Linked DNA regions of Mus musculus: region 2 is linked to region 1. A link is a loop called in an ENCODE intact Hi-C map of the cell type or tissue named here. Cell type or tissue: left cerebral cortex. All regions are shown on one strand.

Evidence for each region. Peaks named below come from ENCODE experiments on the same cell type or tissue, not always from the same donor. Only the 100,000 strongest peaks of a DNase experiment are listed, where the experiment ranks them.
Region 2: a loop joins it to region 1, with 2.2 times the contacts of the local background. A loop is called at or near these places in 2 of 42 quality-filtered maps.

Annotation. Positions count from the first base shown.
Region 1 is chr10:67,480,059-67,484,058 of GRCm38, forward strand. Gm51825 (a long non-coding RNA gene) reads right to left here and starts at 2,525. Exons shown (of 2, transcript XR_003949057.1): 1 at 2,173-2,525. In left cerebral cortex, no CTCF peak of the experiment used is centred here; DNase peaks (open chromatin) are centred at 2,413, 2,850 and 3,518; H3K4me3 peaks cover 301 bases.
Region 2 is chr10:67,316,908-67,320,907 of GRCm38, forward strand. No RefSeq gene overlaps it. Among named protein-coding and RNA genes, the nearest start is that of Gm46229, 15 kb to the left of the region's middle. In left cerebral cortex, a CTCF peak has its summit at 2,311 (motif pointing right); DNase peaks (open chromatin) are centred at 1,245, 2,293, 2,876 and 3,785.

The sequences.
Region 1 (4,000 bases):
GGAACCATTAAACTATTTCCACATTCCTTTCTCTCTCACAGACAAGAAATGAAATGGTAACTCCCTATGACTCTTGTCCCAACCACCAATACTGTTTGTTCTACTTTCAGTTTCTGGCAGCTTATCTGTCACTCTAAGCCTCTCATATTAAAGGCATCAGATAATTCTGGTCTCTTTGTGACTGATTTGTAAGTCCTTTCCTGGTCTCTGGGGACACCTGCACACATATGCACATACACACACACAGCTGCTTGCACACACATGCACATGCACACACATATCAATAAAAATAAAATAAAAAATTTAAACATGTTAAGCTGGAATTGGTGTGTGTGTGTGTGTGTGTGTGCGTGCACGTGCATGTGCGCATGCAAGAGCATACATCCTGGTTCACTGAATATTCGGCTGTGTGAGTTTTACAATGACAGATCTTTTCTGCCTTCCATTGCCTTCAACAACTATTTTGACAAGCTTATGTCTTAAAGAACAAGAATAAATTTAGCTGTAGCAACTGGGGAGTGGGCCTTCAGGTAGTGAGAGCCATGTGGGCCTATAAAGAGAATGAAAGACAGTGAGAGAGAGAGAGAGAGAGAGAGAGAGAGAGAGAGAGAGAGAGAGAGACTATCCTAACACACCTGGCAACACCCAACTAGTTTAGCTTTTCTTCTGGTTGCATTTATAAAGTATTCTGACAAGAGCATCTTAAGGGTTAATTTGGCTCACAGCTCAGGTATGTCACAGTGGCAGAAACTTGAGGCGCTGTTCATACTTCATACACAGTCAGAAAGTAGGCGGCGACAAGTGCTTACTTTCTCCCTTTCACACGGTCCAATGTACTAGCCAAAGGAATGGTGCCACCCACAGTGGGCAGGATGTCTGTCAAGTTGAGAACTGAGATTTCCCACCACAGAGACACTCTCATCTCCTCACTGTTTCCAACCAAACAACAAGAAGCATAGTTCTCTCATAGGGTAGATGCCTAAACTGAGGCTTGAGGTGACTATGGCAAAACAGAAAGTTGTGAAAGGAAGAGTTTCTCAAGGGGAGGGAAGAAACAACAGTGGCCAAGGCCCTGATCTTGCTTTGGTAGACTTCACAGAGAAGGAGTGATGTTGCAGCTGCCTCTGTCTTGCTGTTTTTATTCAGTATTTATTTTATGTATGCACCTTTTGTGCAGCACTTGGAGGTCCCTTTGTTTCAACTTACAAGCCTAAACTGAAAGAATTATTTTAAATTAAGATGTCACCGGACCTGTGAAATGGCTCCCTGGGTGAGATCACCTGCTGCCAAACCTCATAACCTGAGATTGATCCCCAGAGCCCACGTAGTAAAAGGAGAGAGCTGGCTCTCACATACTGTCCTCTGCTGTGCCACACACACACACACACACACACACACACACACACATACACCCCTATAACAATACACCTTCACTCTTGCTTACTCTAAACTTTTCAAGGTCTGGCTTGCACTCTTTCCCAGGACCACCTTCATCCTTAACACAGTCTCCCACAGGAAGTTTTGGCCAGTGCTAATGTCATATTTCAACATCCATTTTGCCCTCCATGCTCTTCTGGGTTTCTGAAGGATGACCTCCCTTCTTCTTCATCTTTCCTTTTCAAACTCCATCCTTTATTGCATTCCCATCTGTCTGTCTGCTTGCCTGCCTGCCTGCCTGCCTGCCTCTCTGTCTCTGTGTGTCTCGCTGGCACTCTTTCTCATTGAGACAGTGATCTTGCTATGTAGCCAAGGCTCATCTTTTCTTTATAAACTCCATCCTTTATTGTGCTATCTGTCTGTCTGTCTGTCTGTCTGTCTGTCTGTCTGTCTTTGTGTCTCTCTGGTTCTGTCTCTCATCACTGAGATGGGGATCTTGTTATGCAGTCAAGGCTGACCTAGAACTCTTAGTGATCCTTTGTCCTGGAGAGATTACAGATGCAAGACCATGCCCAGCTTGATCCATCCTTCAAGGATAAGTAGTCCCACCCACCCTCCCTCCCTCAGGCCTGGGCCATGACCTTGAACTCTGGCTCCAAACGCTTTCACCATCGTCTTTGTCCGGGAATGACTTACACCTGTATGTCTCCATTGATAATTTTAAACTCTGAAAGTGTACTGTGTTTTGAAACCTGACACAGAATCTAGGTTGTGTAGTGACAAGAAAGTGTTTACCCAAGGAGAGGAGCGATTTCACAAACACCAGCATCGTCTCAGAGAGAACAGGAAGCCTCGGATGAACCACAACAATCGGATGGATCCTGGCTGCCAAGTGTGCGCGAAGTGACACTGGGAACAGAGCAGGGTTCTCCCACAGATGCGTTTCTCGGGGTTTGGGTTGTTTTTCCACGTGATGTACTATGCTCCGAGCAGTTCCTCCGAAACTGCCTTCTGTTTGTTCACAGCATCTTCAGATATTCTGGAAGTAAACACCCTTGGCAGTCAGCACAGCATGTGAGCAGATGGGAAGGCAGGCATTTGCTTGCTGCTTGGCTGTGGGAGCCTCGCCTTTATTCACGAAAGGGATCCGCTTAATAGATTCGCTCAAAGCCAGCAGGTGTAGTGGGGGAGAGAGAACGTTATGTAAGATACAAGCTGAATATTCAAAAACTCTAGCTCATGGTCAGATAGACCTTCTAAAGTGACTGAGAAGGCCTATTTTGTAAGAATATTTTTGGGGGAAAAAGAAAGGGGAAAATTTTTTTAAGGACCTGGGTTCCCTATGCAGCCCAGGATAGACTCAGGCTAGATATATAGCCCAGACCAAACTCACAAATCTCTTGCCTCAGCATCTAAAGTACTGGGACTCCTTACAGGTGTGCTCCTTAGAAGTTTTGTTCATCACCTGACTGTTACATCACTACATCCTTCAAGGAAGCTCAGTCTTCCAGAAGGTTCTGTGTTAGGATGAGGCTCATGGAAACAGGACTAGTGTGCATGGCCATTAGAATTCATGTAAGTAATATGTGATCTTTTAAAAACAAATCACGGACTCTCACATAGATGCTGAGAAGTGAATGAATCTTTAACGCTACAAAAGAAAAGAAACACACCTGAGCGAGCAGCCTCCCGCTCAGTTCCACCACACCCCTGCTATGCTACCCCTCACATCCTCTCTGAACCATCACACCCTGGACAGATCACCCCTCTACCCACTTAGTGGCACAGAATGCCTTGACTATTGGCTGTTGGTTTATACTATTCTTATTGTATAAATGGATCCTGTAGGGTTTGTTGTTGTTGGTTGGTTGGTTGGTTGTTTTAAGGCACGAAATTACCAAGTACAAACTGGACAAGAAACATTTGGAAATTCAACCATCCAGCAGCATGTCTAGGGAAGCAGCGGACAAGGACTAGAAAGCATGCCTGCCATGTCTATGGGGAGTCACCAAGATGCTATTGTTGGAAATTTAGAACCCGTGGTGGCAACCGCGCTGGCACAAGCTGTCAAACCACTAATTTTTTTTTTTTAATTTTTTTTTTTGACTCAGTGGATGACTCATTTACTCTCTCCTTGCAGACTGACGAGGCAGGATGCGGAAGCCCATTTGGGCTTAGCACGTGGATGGAAAAAAAAAAAAAAAGACCTAGCAGATTCCTAAGCTTCAAAATGCTGTCACTGACAAAGTGGGCTGGAAGCTGGCTGTGCTTGTGAGAGCATCCTTCCTCATTCATGAAGCTCATAGAGGTTACAGAGCTGGAGGTGTGCCCCTCTCCCAGCCTGGAGGGGATTAAATCAGACTTTGTTTAGCCCACCTAGGATGGAATCTTCTGACCTAGGCGAAGTTTATTGTCCTGCCACATCTGCAGCTTCCTGCAGAGCAGATGAGCTTGTTTTCCTGACAAAGATTCTGGCAAAGTGGAGGCTGGGTTTCCCCCCTTTAAATTCAGACTTAAGAATTCAACCATTGGACCTTGATCAGAAACTTTATCTTTGTCTCATTCCTTTCTCATTCGTCCTTCCCATCCATTCCCAGCTCTTCTTCCAGGTAAATTCGGTTAT
Region 2 (4,000 bases), 160 kb before region 1:
TGTCCCGACCACTTTCTTATAGCCAGGTCTGCACCTATCCCATCCCTTCTGCGGAGAATCCAAGATCTCAAGATCTCAGTGTGAGTGTTACTGCTGTTACTGCTGCTGCTGGGGTTTTTTGTTTTTTGTTTTGTTTTTGTTTTTGTTTTGTGTTTTGTTTAGCCATTTAGACCTTTTATTGTATAAAACTTGGAGATACGTGTACACGTTTATGCATAAACATATGTCACATGCACACAGATGTGCACATGAATTTATGACATACACCCACGCACAGATTTGCACACACATGTAACATACTCATTTAGAGAGCCCACTTTCCACCTCCAAGGCCAGCACACATCTGAAGGGTCCTTTCTTGCTTACCTCATTTCACAGTCATGTGTGCCATCTTCTGTGATGGCACCATGGCTTTCAGAAATGTAAGCGAGCTGGGCAGTGGTGGCGCACGCCTTTAATCCCAGCACTTGGGAAGCAGAGGCAGGCAGATTTCTGAGTTCGAGGCCAGCCTGGTCTACAGAGTGAGTTCCAGGACAGCCAGGGCTACACAGAGAAACCCTGTCTCAGAAAAAGAAAGAAAGAAAGAAAGAAAGAAAGAAAGAAAGAAAGAAAGAAAGAAAGAAAGAAAGAAAGAAAGAAAGGAAGGAAGGAAGGAAGGAAGAAAGGTAGGTAAGCGAAGGTTCACAGGACTCTGTATTTGGAAGACAGGAGACAGTTTTGGGGTTTGTTTGATGTATGGAGCCTTTATTATTATTAATTATTATTTAGATAAAGGCTTTCTGTATAACCTGGGCTAGTCTCTAACTCAGTCTCCCTACAGGTGTGTGCCAGCAAACCTGGCTCAGACAGCTCCTCCCAAAGAGCTTGCTTTGCATCCTAGACCAAATAGTGCAGACAGCATCTTCCACCCACTTACCGAAACTGCCAAATATTGACCATTTCCAGGACAATGTTCTTTCTGCATGAAGGACTTTATATCTGAAGCAGTTCTCACACGATTTCGCAAAAGAACTGGATGCGGATTTAGTGGGACAAACTTTAAGTATAATGGCAGGTCGTGCATTCCCGGGACTCCAGCACAAAGGGGAGAGAGCCTTAGTTTCTGTCTCCTAGGAATCAGCCACTTTCAGTGTTTCCTTCAGCAGGATACAGATCAGGAGGAAGGGGGAGGGGCCAGCGCTCAGGTTCTGGCGCCTGTGCAGCCGGCCCTTTAAGGCGAAGGCACTCTCCAGTCCAGTCACTCACTGGGTTTTGAGACTCCTCTCCCCGCTCCAACCCACACTTCCCCTTCTAAGCTGTGCCATCCTCAAAGCCTTCATTTTCCACAGCGTCTTCACTGACAGGGCCTCCCGTGATCATACTTCTTTTTCTGCCTTTCACTACTTTGCCAGCTCCATCGTGTGTGTGTGTGTGTGTGTGTGTGTGTGTGTGTGTGTGTGTGTGGCGCGCGCGCGCGCGCGTGCTCTGGGGTGCAACCACCGTTGGACTAAGGTGCATCTTGCAGAGGATGCCCAAACCGCTGTAGGTTTTTGGGAAGAGCAATTTTATGGCCAGCAGGGCCTTGTTACACACCTCCAGTTATGCCAGGGAGGTGTTTGCTGGCCTTCCTACACAGAAGTCTGGCACTTCGCTGAGTTCACCGACCTGCAAAGAGCTTCATCCAGAACGCAGCCCTGCCAGAGATTTCCCCCTCCATTTACTCTCTGCTGGTGGTAGACCGACACCCCAAAACCACAGTTAGTTTTATGACATGGCAGTGCCAGGCTACAAGACTTTGTCTCTCCTTATAGGGAACCTGACTCTCTGCTTCATCGTAGGCTTGATTAAAATGGGAGAAGGACTATTTTACCTCACCACAGAGAGAAGTAACTAAAAAAGTAGCCTGCTAGGCAAAGTCTCATTTTCATACAGGTCCCATTTTCCATCCTACAGCGCAGGATGCCGGTGCTGTTGGCTGACACCGACACCCACTGTTGCAAAGGAAATGTCCTAAGTGGCTGGGGTGGGTGAGGCGCTTACCACAGCCGAGGCAGGTTTTACTTCATGGAAGCATTATTCGCACTCTATGTTTAATTAGACTATGCCTTCATTTGTGCAGACATAAGCACACGCGTGCAGGCGTGTGCAGGTGTGCTGACCCGAGCACGGACACCTGGAGATCAGAAGCGGACCCTGGTGTCTTCCTCCCTCCCTCCCTTCCTCGACCCTAAGTTACTTAGTCATTCTTTGAAAAGTTTATTTATGTGTGTGCATATGTGCATGCTCGTTTGTGTGCTCGCCCTGTGTGTTCAGTGCACACAGAGACCAGAAGAGGGCATCGGATCCCCTGGAACTGGAGTTAGAGACACTTGTCAGCTGAACAGTGTTGGGAATCACCTGGTCCCCTGCAGGGACAGCAGGTGCTCTAAGCCACCAAGCCATCTCTATAACCCCTCTTCTCTCTCTCCTTCCTTCCTTTTTTTTATTTAGATATTTTTATTTATTTGTGTGTGGGGGTTAGCGGGTGCATCTGGGCAGGTGCATGCACACATGCATTATCTGGAAGACAAAGGACAGCTTTGGGGTGGGGGGCTCAGTTCTTATCTTGCACCATATGCTTGCTGCCTGGGGAGTGATAGCAGCAGGCCATCAGGCATGGTGGGCAGGCACTGAGCCCCTGAGCCATCTTGGTGGCTTTAACTTCTGAGTGCAGCCTCTTACGGAAGCTGGAGTTTAGTGTGGCAGTTAGAGCAGCCACCAGTCAACCTCCTGGGAGCCAGCTGTCTCTGCTTTCTGCTAAGGCTAGTGCCTGGGTTACAGACACACGCCTTCATGCAGTGTCTTTGTGGGGATGCTGGGGCGCCAAGCTCAGGTCCTCTTGCTTGCGTAGCAAGCGCAGTATGTGTGGAGGAGTCATCAGCCGAGGTGTGTTTTAAAGAGAAGTTACATGAACTTTGGTCTGCCTGGTCATTGCTCACTCACTCGCTGGTCAGGCCTTTCAAAGTTTCCTCAGGGCCTTCTCGCTCCCCCAAATCCCACAGGCTTTGAACACTCATCATAGCTGCAACTATCTTATTTTAGACCGTCCAATATAAACTGTTGAATTTACCATTCCTTGTCTTAATGTCGTTGGCAGATTCGTAAGGTCTGGTCATGCACGGGATTGTAGGTGGTTTCATTCTTTGTCCACCAGAGAACACTTCAGTTGTGTGGAAGGCATGCCTTTCTGTCATGAGCTGACTGGGCAGGTGGCGGGGGCTGGGGGGAGGGTTGGGGAGGGAGGGCTGGGGGGTGGGTTGGCTTCAACGAGGTTTTGCTTATAACAAATATGTAGTCCCTGCAGTTGATGCAGTAATGGCTGTTGGATAACTGACATGTCACAGAAAACAAAGGACGACATAAGTGTCAGTGCTGGGAGCCAGAAAAGTGACAGCTTTCCTGTGTCTGTTGCTGCAACCGCTCTGGGCTGGGGCCGGCCGCCACATTTAAGAGGCCTGCGAGTTTCCTTGAAAGGAGCGGGGTTGTGAATGGAGCCAGCGGTGTGGATGCGGCTCCAGCAATACCCGAGCTTCCAGTGTGGAATCTGAGTGGGAGGGAAGCATCTCATTGCTATTTACCTGCAGAACTCGGCCTTTGACACCCGCGATGAGCCAGCGCTTTTGACTGTCGCCCCCTGAGGAGGCGGCATTCCTCAGCCCACACTCTGCTCCGCGCTCTGACTTCCCTGAGCATGCTTTGTATCCCTATCTTTTTTTAAAATCCAGACTCTGCATTTTGAGGGAAGCACCAATCCAGGGCTTTGCTTTGCTTTTTTTTTTTTTTTTTTTTTTTTTTTTTTTTTTTGTCATTGCAGGGAGACCCACAGAGCCACCCACACAGGGATGTCCTCAAAGGGAGTCAGAGATGCTGAATCCTTTGAAGAAGCAGTGGGGAGACAAAAGGGATTCCCCCATGTGCCTGTGTGCCTGCACATTCTTCCTTTCCCACCACTCTATACAGAACTCACAGACAGACGAATGTC